2 separate regions of the Homo sapiens genome follow, and region 1 is linked to region 2. A link is a loop called in an ENCODE intact Hi-C map of the cell type or tissue named here. Cell type or tissue: CD4-positive, alpha-beta T cell. All regions are shown on one strand. Each heading gives the region's core, and the rest is flanking DNA. Links, peaks and the distances in the headings are about the cores only.

Region 1 (8,661 bases), core at 391-5,390, 210 kb before region 2:
GGGTCCCCTAAGTCTAGGAGGTCGAGGCTTCAGTGAGCGGTGATTGTGCCACTGCACTCCAGCCTGGGCGACAGAGCAAGACCCTGCTTTCCCCTCTTGTCCTCCACTACCCTCAGGAAACCAAGAAAGACCAGCGTGGAGAGTTGGTCGCCCATCTGCTCTAAGCTGCTGTGTATTCCCCTGTAATGTAAACATCGTGAAGGTGGAGACCCAGTTAACCTTTTAGGTGGAAGGCCAGATGACAGAGGGCGGCATCTGACCCGGAAGGCCCTCTGCAACCAGGCCAAATACATCTACAGGGAACCAATGGGAAACATCTGGGGAGGACAACCCAAATAAGTATCATGCGAGCAAGGGATGGTTTGAGAACTTTAAAAATCGCTGCTGTTTTGCAACATACGAAGTTGATGGGGAGGAAGGACCCTTAAATCCTGAGTGGGTATCGAGTATTCCAAGCAACTGGAGAGAGGCTTTGTGCCTCAACAGGTCTTCAACGCCAAGGAGATGACCCATCTTTTGCAGTGCATGCCTTCCTACTTTTGGGGCAAAAGACAAAAATCTGGAAAGCTTAGAGGAAGCTAAGGACAGGATTTCCCTCATTTTTTTGTGGCAGTGCCTCAGGTGACAAAATGATAAAACCACTGCTGCTTTACAAAGACTCTAACACCCCACTTGTCTTTTAGAGATAAACGCCTTCCTGTTTTCTTGTAATCACACCCAGAATCACCACTGCCACTTTTTGGATTAGTTTTACAATTTTTTTATCCATCAAATCCGAAGTCATTTAACAAAAAAAATCTGGAAATCAGAATGTTGCTAACTGTGGACAGAGGTCCCAATCACCCAGATTCATTATTCTTTGTTCATTCTAATGTTGATACTGTGTTTCTCCCTCAGGAAGGCCCTAGCTTTCTTCAGCCCTTGGGTCAGGGTATAACTGAAGCATTTGAACATAATCAAGCATATGTTTGACCACTTTGCTGACTGTATTGAAAAAACCCTCACCTTACTCTGAAAGAAGCATGGCAACAGTACAATATTGCCGATGCTTTGGTAGTGATAAAAGAGGTGATGGGTGATATAAAATCAGCCACTCTTAAGCTTGCTGGAAACTGTGGGAGGATGTGTGAATGATGCATATTTCCCTAGAGCTAATGAAGAAGTTAAAAAAAATCTTAGTGTCTGCAAAACAGGTGGGTTTAAGATTTATTGATATTAGGGAAAGTGAAATTAATGAGCTACTCAAGTTTCTGTCTTTGGTCATCACTGAGAGTCTATTTCCATAGGAAGAAGTCTTTGCAGAGGAAATTGAATGCTGTCTGATGCTACAATTCATATGGATCCTTTCCTGGATTGAAGCCTGACTTTTAAAAAAGGTTTCAATAAATTGCTTATACCTATGAAGAGATGCAAAAGAACCTTCAAAATAAAGCAAAGGACTTGAAGAAAGAGAAGGAAGACATGAAGAAGAGGATGTCATTTAGGTGAAGGTGATGGATACAGAATCTGAGTCTGAGGGGAGCCTGGTTGACAGAGAGACAAAAAAAGAAATTTTTTTTTTCTGACTAAAAAAAAAAAGGAAATTTTGTTAACAAAATCAAGAATTTAAAAAAAATGCTGTGAGAGCTGATCTATGCATCTGGTTTGTGAGCCAGTATTCTGTGATGGCTGCAGTTTTTAGAGATCCTAGTAGCTCTACACATCTGTCTTCTGCTTTCCTAGAACCTGGGCACCCCATGGATGACTCACTGCTGGTTTTGTGTGTGTGTGTGTGTGATTTAAAATTACATTCAGTCAACTCTATAGCCCTATGGGCTTTTTGAATAACCAAATGCTCAACAGTTCTGTAATCTTTCAGGTTGCTGTGATCAGTCCCCAAGGAGTCTACACTCTCAAAGAGACTGGGAAAGGCCTGTGAGACAATGGGATTCTTTTTTCTAGAGGTGTAACTCTGCCTGTGTTTGCATGCCACCTCCAGAACCACTAAAATATAATTTCTCAGTGGGTGACTGAGTAAGACTGGCAGCAATTGCAAAAGCAGATTCATGCCATGTGTCACTCTTCACAGTCAGGAACTTATTTACCTCTTGGAACTTTCCAAAGGAACGATGATGGTGGCGGTAATGTCACATTAGTATGGAGCCCTTAAATTCAGCAGTGTTCAACCTGAGGGAAGACAGAGTAGGTCAATTCTCTTGGCAGCAGCTGAGGGAAGGAGAGAGCAGGGAGCAGGGCTCAGATAAGGTTTGTTTGGCAGGGTCCAAGCACTTCATGGAATGGAGACCTTTGGCTGTCAGAGATCTGAGGAAGATTTGTCAGGGCCTGCTACACTCTGAGGGCTTGCAGTTTGGATGGTTGGGAACACTTCTTCCTTGCACTGATGGTGCTCCTATTTCTATGACACGTGTACTAGTTCAGACACAATTTATTGTGTTCACCAATTCTATGCACAGCAATCAGACTGAGATTGAAATCCAGTATAATATTAAAGGTGATCTGGGCCAGGCGCAGTGGCTCATACTTGTAATCCCAGCACTTTGGGACGCTGAGTTAGGGGGATCACTTGAGGCCAGGAGTTTGGGACCAGCCTGGGCCAGAAAATGAGACCCCATCTGTAAAAAAAAATTTTTTTTAGGTTAGCCAGGCATGGTGGTGCATGCTTGTAGTCCTAGCTACTTGGGACACTAAAGTGGGAGGATTGCATGAGCCCAGGAGTTCGAGGCTGTAGTGAGCTAAGATTGTGCCTCTGCACTCCAGCCTGGGTGACAGAGCAAGACTCTGTCTCTAAAACACACACACAAACAACATCTGACAAGGCATTTCAGCCTGGAGTCAGTCAAAAAATCTTAGAGGTCTGTAAAGGAGATGACTATGCTGTTAGGGCTGTGGTAGAAACCTTTAATAACAAGTGAAAAGAGCTTGTATTTGCCAAAATGAACACAGGATATGATTCTTTTTTTGCTTTTGCTTTGGAGTTGTATCAGCTCTGTGCGGTCACATGGGTATCTACAAATCAAAGCACCCATCAACCAGATGCATCTCTGAGAGTTAACAGCAGAAGGTGGCATAATAAAAGAAGTTCTCGGTAGTGAAAAAGGTTGGAAACCACCAGCTAAACCAATCCTCTTGTACCAATAGGAGATTCAAGTTGAGAGGTGGGAAAGGGCCTATCTCAGAGTAGGTGCTTGAATACTTCTTACTAGAATGAAAGAAGGAACTTAAGATCACACAGCCATGTTACTGCAGGACGGGGAATGGAACCTAGGTCTTCTTATTTTTGGTTCAGTGTTAACTCCCATTCTCTAAGCAGACTGGGCCTGTTATTCAAACTGCCTTCCCATAGGTGCTTCCCTGCTTCTCTCCTCACCCAGAGAAGGACTTACAAACAGCTTATCTTCAGAGGTTTTGTGCCTGATAGTTATGGAATGTGCTGGTTTGAGCAGGGAGGATGTAAGGGGAGGGAATGCTAAAAGCCTGTCTACTTAGAGTCAGGTTTCCTGGGTAAGTCCCTGGAACCCCATCCCCTTCCCCTTTCTTGAGACCCCAGGACTTGCTCCAGTAACTGCCACCCTGTGCCTTTGCTTCAGGGCCATGCTGGATAAGGAGCTGGCTGCCTCTGTGAACATCCTACTCAAGGCATCTTCACTGTGAGTTTTGCTGTTGCCATTGGAGGGGGAGTGGGGGGAGTGTGGGGAGTGCTAGGGTCAGGTCCTGGCTGGTGTAAAGAACACTGAATTAAAGGAATTGTCAGAATAACTCAAAGGCATTTAGATAATCAACAGTCCATTTCAGTGTTTTTATTCAGAGATCGATCGATCAGTGGGATGTTGTCCAACAAAAGCAAAAATAGACTGTATAGAGAAGGAAGGAAAAACTGCATAATTTAGGAACAGTATATCTTGTTTGCACATTCTTTGGTTAAATCAATTAGCCTGCTGTTAGGAAGGAAGTCTGGGCATTTTATCCTTGAGTAAACCAACTAGGGATATCAGAGAAAACAGTTTCCAATGCTTTTGGATTCTCCAGAAAACAGACAGTTTAGCATATATGACAGGCTGCTTCTGCGTATTGTCTACCTTTCATTTCATTAACAACTTCACTTTAGAAGCCTGGTCTGCACCATTTCCCTCATCACAATACTTTAGCATCCTGGCACTAGCTGTGCAGGATTTGTCGTACGTCTTCCTTTCCCTGATGATCATGTTTCTCATTTCCTTCCCTCTCTCCCTTACACCCTCAAAAGAGAGAGACATAATATACATTCTCAAGGTCATATAAGCTATATAATGAAAGCTACCTTTTTCTCCCCAGTGATGTTATTTCCTCAGTGGCTCACACCATCTGTAGTCATAGTTCCCAAATTTGGCCATGCGGTCTATCCCTGAACTCCAGCCTCAATCTATTCAATTAGTCGCCCTGAGGATGGGGCCCAGGTCTCTGAATTTTTAAAGACTTGTATAGATAAGTCACATTTAGCCAGTCTGGGAACCAGTGTTGGGAAATTGAATAGAATTTCATCCTACTATTTCCTTTATATGCCCATCCTTTCTCGTGATGTATTATTTTGCCACAGTCCTGTGACACAGGAAGGGCCAGTGGCCTTGGTCATCTTAGATTTGCCCTTGTTGATCTTCTCAGGGTAAATGTCTTTCCTTTCCCCTGATGGTGTTCTTATACTGTCTTCTGATCATCATTTCTGACTTTGTTTTCAGCATCTAAAAGTTTCCATAACTATAAGGCTTACTTCTTCCCTGCAGTCTTCCGTGTTTTTAGTTATTCATTTATGGGCACTCTCCTTGGAAAGTCAGTGATCAAAATAGCACTAGTGTGTAGGATGAGCACTGGAAGAGCTCAAGCAGAGAAGACATAGGAGTTTCTGCAGGGCTGTCCTGGGGTGGTTCTTGATGAGGCCAGTTGGGGAAAAAGCTAGGTGGCAGATGTTGGCACACTATAAGAAAAAGCATCTTGTGAAAACCTTTAAGTTAGATGGACTTCATCAAGAGATGATGAACCTCCCACCTCCAGGAATGTTCAGGCAAATGCCAGATGCATGCATTGGAATCGTTGGACCAGATGACATGTGAGGCCTTGGTCAACTCTAGACTTGTTTATATAGGCTTGGAAAGATTTTAAAGTTTTCTCCTCAGTAGGTCACTTAGGTGGGCCAGGTTTGACACTTCACTGAGCTCCTCTTAGGAGCATCATAATTTGGTTTTGTTCCCTTCTCCAGGTACTTTTGGGAGGGAAAAATAGAAGCCACTAACATCCTGTTAGTGAGGATGTGAGTGTAGGGAGTCTTTTTTTTTTTCTTTTTTTTTTGAGACGGAGTCTCACTCTGTTGTCCAGGCTGGAATGCAGCGGCATGATCTCAGCTCACTACAGCCTCTGTGTCCCGGGTTAAAGCGATTCTCCTGTTTCAGCCTCCCAAGTAGTTGGGATTACAGGTGCCCGCCACCATGCCCGGCTTATTATTTTTTTTGTCTTTATTTTTTGGTAGAGACAGAGTTTTGCTATGTTGGCCAGGCTGGTCTTCAACTCCTGGACTCAAGTGATCCACCTGCCTCGCCCTCCTACAGTGCTGGGATATAGGCATGAGCCACCACACCCAGCCTGTTGTTTGTTTTTTCTTTTCTTTTCTTTTTTTTTTTTTTAACCATTAGTGCAAATGTCAACATAGTAAAAGGATAAATAATAAAATAATATTGTTATGAAAGTAGTTTTGACCCCATGGACCCCCTAGAGTCCTGGAGATCCCCATGGGTCAGTGGACCTTCACTTTGAGAACCTCTAGTATAAACCTTTATCATTCAGAAGTGGAATTTTTGGAATTGGCATCACCTGGGAGCTTTCAAGAACTGTAGAATCTCCTGCTCACCCCAGACCTACCGAATCAAATTATAGTTTAACAAGACCCCCAGGGGATTTCTGTGCACATTAAATCTTGAGAAGCACTGGTCTAAACCAGTGTTTCTCACCGCTGGCTGCTATGTATTAGCATCACTTGGAAACATTTTTCAAACTACCAATTTAGGCCCCACCTCACAGATTTCGACTTAATTTGGCCAGGGCGGGGATCAAGTATAGTGGTACTAAAAAGCACCTTTCTTTTTAGATGACTCTAACGTGGTCACCTGAACCTTCTGAGGTTGACTCTAACGTAGGGCCAGAGATGCAAACCACCTATATGGATGATGAAACCTTTTCTTTACTCCTTAGGGAACTAAGATTCTGTGAATACACCGTTCCCCTGGGTCTCAAACTAGCTCTAGAGGAGGCCCTCATGATACCACCTCAGCAGAGGTGAGAGAGTAAGGAACCATTGGTAGAGCCAGTACTGTGGAGAAATTAAAATTTAACTGGTGAGGGACAGCTTCAGGGTTAAGAGAGTTGGACCTCCTACCTTGAAACCTGGCTCCCCACCTGCCACTGTTCCATAGTGCTTGGAAAATATGAATATTTTATGTGCCTCAGTTGCCCCTTCTGTAAAATTGGGATTATACTAATGGGTTGTTATGCATATGGAAATTAATATGTGAAACCTGTACATGAAATGCTTTATCAGTCTCAGCTCTTATTCCTAATGTGTTAAAAATGTCTTTGAATTCTGTATGTCTGCTTATAAAAACACATAAGTTAACAAAATTCATTATCCTCAGGCACCCAACGTACAGAATATTTAAGCATACATTTGAAGCAACATGTGAATGTATACATATGCTGTGATTTATTAAGCATGTTACGGGAACTTTAAAACACCTCATTCAGCAGAAAGGAGGCAGAGGATTATAATCCTCATTTGACAGATGGGACACTGAGGCCCAAGTCCTCATGTTCCTTCAGTCTAGAAAGTGAAGAGAACTTGCACTGTGTGACAAGGGCCAGGCGAAAGACACAGGAGAGGAAGATAGATTCCTGTAGACCTTGTTTGTCAGGGAAGATCCCTTGGGAAAGGTCAGTGGTTGAATTGGACCTTGAGGGACAGAGAAGTTTTTTTTTTTTTAAGCAAGAATAGGCTTTTGATTGATCAGCAGGAGCAGGTGGAATCTAGGTGGGCAAAAGAATACAGAGATACTGGGGGAGGGGGGATTGTTTTGGGAAGTGATGTGTATAGGATAATAATAAAAAGAGTAGCTCACATGTAATGAATGCATACAGTGCCAGCTGGTATACTGGGTAAGTGCTTTGTATACCTTGTGTTAATTAATCCTCAGCAGTCCAGTCATGTAGGGCCTTTTTTTTTTTTTTAAAAATAGGAGCATTTAAAGAAAACTAAGTGACTTGTCCATAGTCAGACAGCTAGTAGGGGCAAAGTTAGAATTTGAACCCATGTCTGTGAGACTCTAAAGCTATCTGGCCTAACTGGCCACTTATTGACAGATGGGAAACATAGGCTAGGGAGTGACAGGCCGTGGGCCTGGACAGGTGGGGTGCGGCAGGTTGCAGAGGGCCTCCCTTGAGGCTGGCCAGTTGGGTTTTATCACGAGTTGATTCTAATCATAGTCACTTATAGGGCTTTGCTTTCTCTCCAAAGGCTGTACATCCTTTTGAAATCCCAGAGATCTTCAGTCTCCCTGTGGATTAAGGAGATGTGCAGTATTTAAAGTGGCTTCAGGAAGGCATGGAAGAGGACTGAGTGGGGAAAGCTTTTTGTGCATGCTGCTGGCTACCTCCAGCGGCTGCCTCCAGCCTCCATCAGCTGCACTCTGGGGAAGAGGAGGCTGCCTTCTACCTCCCAGCATCTCTGGATTTCATGTTCCTGTCAGCACAGAGGAGCTAAATGGCCTGTAGAGGCTGAAGGTCTGAGGCTCCTAAAGCTGGAAGAAAAGGCTGGGCCAGTCAGGCCAAGCAAGAACACAGTGTAACTTGTCTCTGAGTGCTTCATGGTTAAGGGGGCTAAGCAGGCACAAGGGCATGAGGATGGTTATATGTACAGACTGAGGGGAAGAAGCAGTGAAGATGAGACTTGCCATCTTCTTGAGTCAGTAGGCCTGCCTCAGGTGCCTAGGATGTAATTGCTCTGCTGCTTCTCATGGGGAGGAGTGGCCCTCATGACCTTGTTTACCTGGAAGAGTGTGGGATGAATGCCTCCTCCTATGGGGACTCGCAAGTGCTTTAGCAAAAGGATAAATTGCTAATTGTGGCATTTCGTGGATCAGCAGGATTATTTCTCCTTGCTAAAGAGGATTTTGTTGGTCCTGAATTCTGAGGAGGTGGGACTAGGAATGGGCTCCATGAGCCTGTGTATGACTCAGGGAATATTAGGACTTTGGCACAGCCTCATGGGTTGGGAGTAAGTCTTGGCTCTTCCCTAGCCTGAATGACAGACATCAGATCATTCTGGTGCTTTGTCCATGAAGATGTAGATTCTGAGCCCACCCAACTAATCTTTTCACTTGAGCACAGAAACAGCCCCGGGAATCGGACAGACCCGTGTCTTTCAGGTTTGCTTCACAGAGCCCCAGGGGTTGACAATAGGTGCCTTGGAGACTGCCTGCATGGGGATTTTTAAAAAGCTTTCTTTGTTAAAGGTTTGTAAACCACTCCTCTGAGCCTGTTTTCATTTTATAGATTATTCAGGGAACTGAACTGCACAGAGATCCAGAAAGTGGGTAGTGCAGGCTGTAGTGCTGATAACTACTGTACTACTTGGATCTTTGTGCT
Region 2 (5,000 bases), core at 1-5,000:
ATTTTTCAGACATGGAGAAACACTTAGACAAACAAAAGCTGGGGAATATTATCAACATTAGACCTATCTTATAGGAAATGCTAAAGGAAGTTTTTTCAATCTGAAAGAAAAGGCTATTAATGAGCAAGAAGAAATAATCTAAAAGTATAAAACTCGCTGGTAAAAATAATTACACAGAGAAATACAGAATAATGTAACACTGTAATTGCAGTATGTAAACCACTCATATACTTAATAGAATGACTAAATGATAAACCTATCAAAAATAGTAACTACAATTATTTTTTAAGAGACAGACCATGTAAAAAGATACAAATAGATAAAACAAAAAGTCAAAATGCAGGAAAAAGTGTAGATGTTTGTTTGGCTTTCTCTGCTTGTTTTTAAAAACTTTTCTTTCTGATAATAGTTAAGTTGTTATAAGTCTAAAATAATTGTTTATGAGATGTTATTTGCAAGCCTCATGATAACTACAAACCAAAAACCTATAATTGCTACACAAAAAATAAAAAGCAAGGAATTAAAACATACTACTAGAGAAAATCACTTTTACACAAAGGAAGATGGGAAGGAAGAAAGGAAGAGAGGACCAACAAAACAAGCAGAAAACGAGTAACAAAATGTCAATACTAAGTCCTTACTGATTAATAATAACAAGTAAATGAGTGTAAATGGACTAGAATCCTTTTTAGAAGGCACTCTAAACAGTTTTGTCTCTTGTTATGGCATTGATTGCCTTTAGTAGATTCCGTGTAACCTACTTCTTTATCTCATAAGTTGTAGAAGTTCTTTGCTCCAAAATATCCTTCTCAGACTTTAAATCCGGTGTTGTTTGAAGCATTCTTCTCGCTTCTCAGTAATCAGTCTAGCAATTAAGAGGAAATGCCATAAATGTTAATCACGTCTCAATAAGACCTGTAAACTCCACTGCATTTAAACGAGATTTTATGAGACTCAGACATACAGGATGTATTCTCAGCCTTTAAGGAGCTTATCCAAATGGTGACAACACAATAGCTACCCATTATTAGCTTCCAACATTTATCAGTTATTGTGATAATTAACTTGCTAAATTATCTCTTATCTTGACAACCATGCAGAAGGGTGTTATTACCCTCTGGTTACCAATGAGTAAACTAAGGCTCAGAAAAATGTAGTGCTTCAGGGAACACATCTAATAATTTGCAGAAATTTCGATTTGATTGTTTGGGATCCATAGAAAAAAGCCAGGAAAGATACGAAACCATGCTGAAGTCTTACCTTCTCTTTGACACCTTCTCCAGATATATGTGTGTATATATATGTATATATAAAATTTTTTTTTTAGATGGATTCTCACTCTGTCACACAGGCTGGAGTGCAGTAGTGCAATCTCAGTTCACTGCAACCTCTGCCTCCTTGGTTCAAGTGATTCTCATGCCTCAGCCTCCCAAGTAGCTGGGACTACAGGGGTGAGCCACCATGCCTGGCTAATTTTTGTATTTTTAGTAGAGATGGGGTTTCACCATATTGGCCAGGCTGGCCTCCAACTCTGGACCTCAAGTGATCTACCCACCTCGGCTTCCCAAAGTGCTGGGATTACAGGCGTGAGCCACCATGCCCGGCCTTTTTTGTCTGTAACTAATTCTGTATTTTATAAACTCTTAAATAATTTATATCCCAGTCCACACATTTTGATTCTTATTATATACTATTGTGTATTCTAGGCAAAGGTTCAAATGCACAAGGTGGGAATAAATGTGACATAATTGAATACCTAGTCTGGCTTATGTCTGGTTCTCCCTTCCTCAATAGAGCTGGAGCAAGACTGGCTGAAATGACCACCAGGCAGATGGCAGATTGGGAAGACAAACTGAAAAGGTGAGAGGTGGAAAGAGTCAGAGAATAACTGGATAAGCCACATTCTGGGAAATACAGTGGTTCAAATCCACCGTGGATAAATTTGTATTTGAAGATTGAATGGTAACTGGGAAAAATAGAGAAGGAAGCCATTGCTTAAACTATGCTTGAAAGTCACCAAAGCAGTGGGTTGGAATAGCATGTCCCAAAAGGCCACTTCACATCCTAAATAATAATGGAATAGGATAGGATTTCAGATAAGGAAGTAGGGAGGAAGTGGAAAATAATAAGGCTAAGAGAAAATCCAGTGTTAATAATGGAATTTAGTTAAGCATATTTTCCTTAGAGGAATCAAAAGGAAACAACATACAAGGAGGAGATGCTCACTCTCCCTTTATCTCTCACAGTTTTATAACCTCACCTGAATCTGTTCTTTCTGTACCCTAGACCTTCTAATGAATCAAGCTCAGCTCATTAACCACCTTCTTTGGTTCCACTGAGCCACGCTTTTTCAGACAATGTTGCTTTTTGTTCAGCATAAGTTCCTTCATCTAATTCTAATACCTGTTACTCATCCAGTGGCTAAATGTGGTAGCCAGACTCCAAGATGGCTCCCAGTGGTCCTTACCTCCCTCGTATTCATGCCTCTGTGTGGTCCCTTCCCACACTGTATCACACCGATTCATCTGACCAATAGAATACAGCAAAAGTGAAGATGTGTGACTTCTGAGGTTAGGTCATACAAGACATTGCTGTTTCTGCCTTTTTCTCTCTTGAACGGCCTGTTCTAGGGGAAGCCCCCATGTAGTGAGCACACTCAGGAAGCCTATGGAGAAGCCCACGTAGAAAGGAACCACGGCCTCCCGCCCAGAGCCATGTGAAGTGAATCCTCCAGCCCTAGTCATGCCTTTAGGTGGCTGCAGCCCAGCTGTCATCTTGACTGCAACCTCATAAGAGAACCTAACCCAGAATTACCTAGCTAAGCCATTCCTGAATTCCTGCCCATAGGAACTGGGCAGATAATTAAGGTGTGTTGTTATCTTACGTCATTAAGTTTGGGGGAATTTATTACATAGCAATAGTAATTTTACACTAGATTAGCTGTTTTTCTAAAAATATAACTTTCATCAAAGCTCCTTACATTCACTACCACCACCCAAATAGGTCCTTGCTCCTCGGTCATCAATGCTTATAATTAGCAAGTGTACTTTAAGTTCCTGAAGAGCAGCAGCTTCAGGAGCCTACTTTGAAAGCGCCACCTGCTGGTATTAACTTAATAGCTTCCCAAAGAAAGCTGGAATAATTCGTGCTGATTAAGTCAATGCTTAGGTGCGACAGCTTTTCATGGTAAACTCTGGCTTCTCATCTTACATTAATAACTCTTCTGAGAACCAGCTTCTTTGCTTCCTTGAGATAACAGCTGCTTTGCCTTCTTCTTAAGAATGCTGAAATGCGATCTTTCTTAGCACTGAAAATCACATAAACATTTATGGAGTTCTTATGATTACTCTTTCTAGGATTACTGTTTCTTGCTTTTCCAACTCTTTTCTTTCTGCTTCAATTATTTTTAAAAGAAGACATGCTAAAGTCTCTGTTTTTTACAAGAAAAAAAACCAGGTATCACAAAATCTTTGAATTTTTTTTTCCTTCCAAAATAACTGCCAAATCTCTCAAAACACTTAGTCTATCCCTCCCCACCCCACCCAGCTGACTCTAAGTAATTTTATTTCCCCCTATTTATCCTGAGACCCCTAGAATGCTTTCTGGATCTCTTCATAAAAGTTATATAGAAAATATTAAATTAATAAAATAATTGCCCAGCAGCAGAAGTCACTTGATGTTGGTTGGAATGATTCAGCATTATACTCATTTTACAGACAAAGAATCTGATAATCAGAAGGTCTGTATTGCTTCATTTAAAAATCCCAGAATCAGGTCGGGCGAAGTGGCTCACACCTGTAATCCCAGCACTTTGGGATGTCGAGGCAGGCAGATCACCTGAGGTCAGGAGTTCGACACCAGCCTGGCCAACACGGTAAAACCTTGTCTCTACTAAAAATACAAAAATTAGCTGGGTGTGGTGGTGGGCGCCTGTAATCCTAGCTACTCAGGAGGCTGAGGCAGGAGAATCACTTGAGCCCAGGACATGGAGGTTGTAGTGAGCGGAGATCGTGCCACTGCACTCCAGCCTGGGTGACACAGCGAGACTCTGTCTCAAAAATAATAATAAAAGCCCAGAATCACACACACAAAAAAGTAGCTCTGGCCACTTACATAATTTGAGTGATCTTGTGCAAGATAAAAATGTGGCATCTCTTATTCAAAAAAGCAGGAAAAATGCTGTTAAGGTATTAAAATATAAACATAAAGCCTTTTCCTCTACCTTGGCCAACATGGCAAAAACCCATCCCTACAAAAAATACAAAAATTAGCCGGGCGTGGTGGCATGTGCCTGAAACCCCGCTACTTGGGGCGCTGAGGCACGAGAATTGCTTGAAGCCAGGAGGTCGAGGCTGCAGTGAGCCAAGATCATACCACTGCACTCCAGCCTGGGCTACAGAGCAAGACTGTCTCAAAAAAAAGCCTTTTCCTTTCATCTGTAGTCTTTCCCTCAATTTGTCATGGTGCTTTTTAAGATTTGCTATTTAACATCATTGTAAATAAAGGGAAATTAATAACTTTAATTATTGGCATGACTTTTATCATTCATCTTCATATTGTGTACCAGTTTAAGCTGCAAATATAACAGCATTTCACTTGCATGTGCAATTGCCAAAATTACACCATTTGTATGTCATAGTTCATACATGTATATATATTCCATTCTTCCCAGAACAGTGGAAATTATGCACAAAACTAGCTCAGCTGTTTTTATTTTACTTTTTGATATGTGTATGTTCTACCCACACTCTCCACCTTTGCTTTCTGAGGACAAGGAAAGCCTGAAAGAAAAAGAAACTGTGAATTATCCTATCTTTCCCTTTCTTTCTATGTTATCATATTCAAGGTACACATAATAGTTCCCTAATACAAGGAAATACCATGAGTAAGAAAGGATATGATAAGGCTCCTTGTTTTTTTGTTGTTGTTGTTTTTCTTTTTTTCTTTTTTAGCATGCCTTCACCATCTTTCTGCACTCAAAACAAGTTCCTGTTCCAATG

What was found. Hi-C counts contacts between places; a loop is a spot of excess contacts. Peaks named below come from ENCODE experiments on the same cell type or tissue, not always from the same donor. Only the 100,000 strongest peaks of a DNase experiment are listed, where the experiment ranks them.
Region 1: it touches region 2 in a loop (8-fold over the local background); 10 of 110 quality-filtered maps call a loop at or near these places.

Annotation. Positions count from the first base shown.
Region 1 is chr9:120,843,707-120,852,367 of GRCh38, forward strand. It overlaps the pseudogene CUTALP. Among named protein-coding and RNA genes, the nearest start is that of PSMD5, 5.1 kb to the left of the region's middle. In CD4-positive, alpha-beta T cell, for the core only: no CTCF peak of the experiment used is centred there; a DNase peak (open chromatin) is centred at 3,025; H3K4me3 peaks cover 979 bases; H3K27ac peaks cover 3,064 bases.
Region 2 is chr9:121,057,133-121,062,132 of GRCh38, forward strand. It overlaps LOC124902261 (a long non-coding RNA gene), which reads left to right. Exons shown (of 3, transcript XR_007061753.1): 3 at 1,795-1,872. It also overlaps a transcript of C5 not described here. Among named protein-coding and RNA genes, the nearest start is that of C5, 9.4 kb to the left of the region's middle. In CD4-positive, alpha-beta T cell, for the core only: CTCF peaks have their summits at 3,112 (motif pointing left) and 3,315; a DNase peak (open chromatin) is centred at 3,099.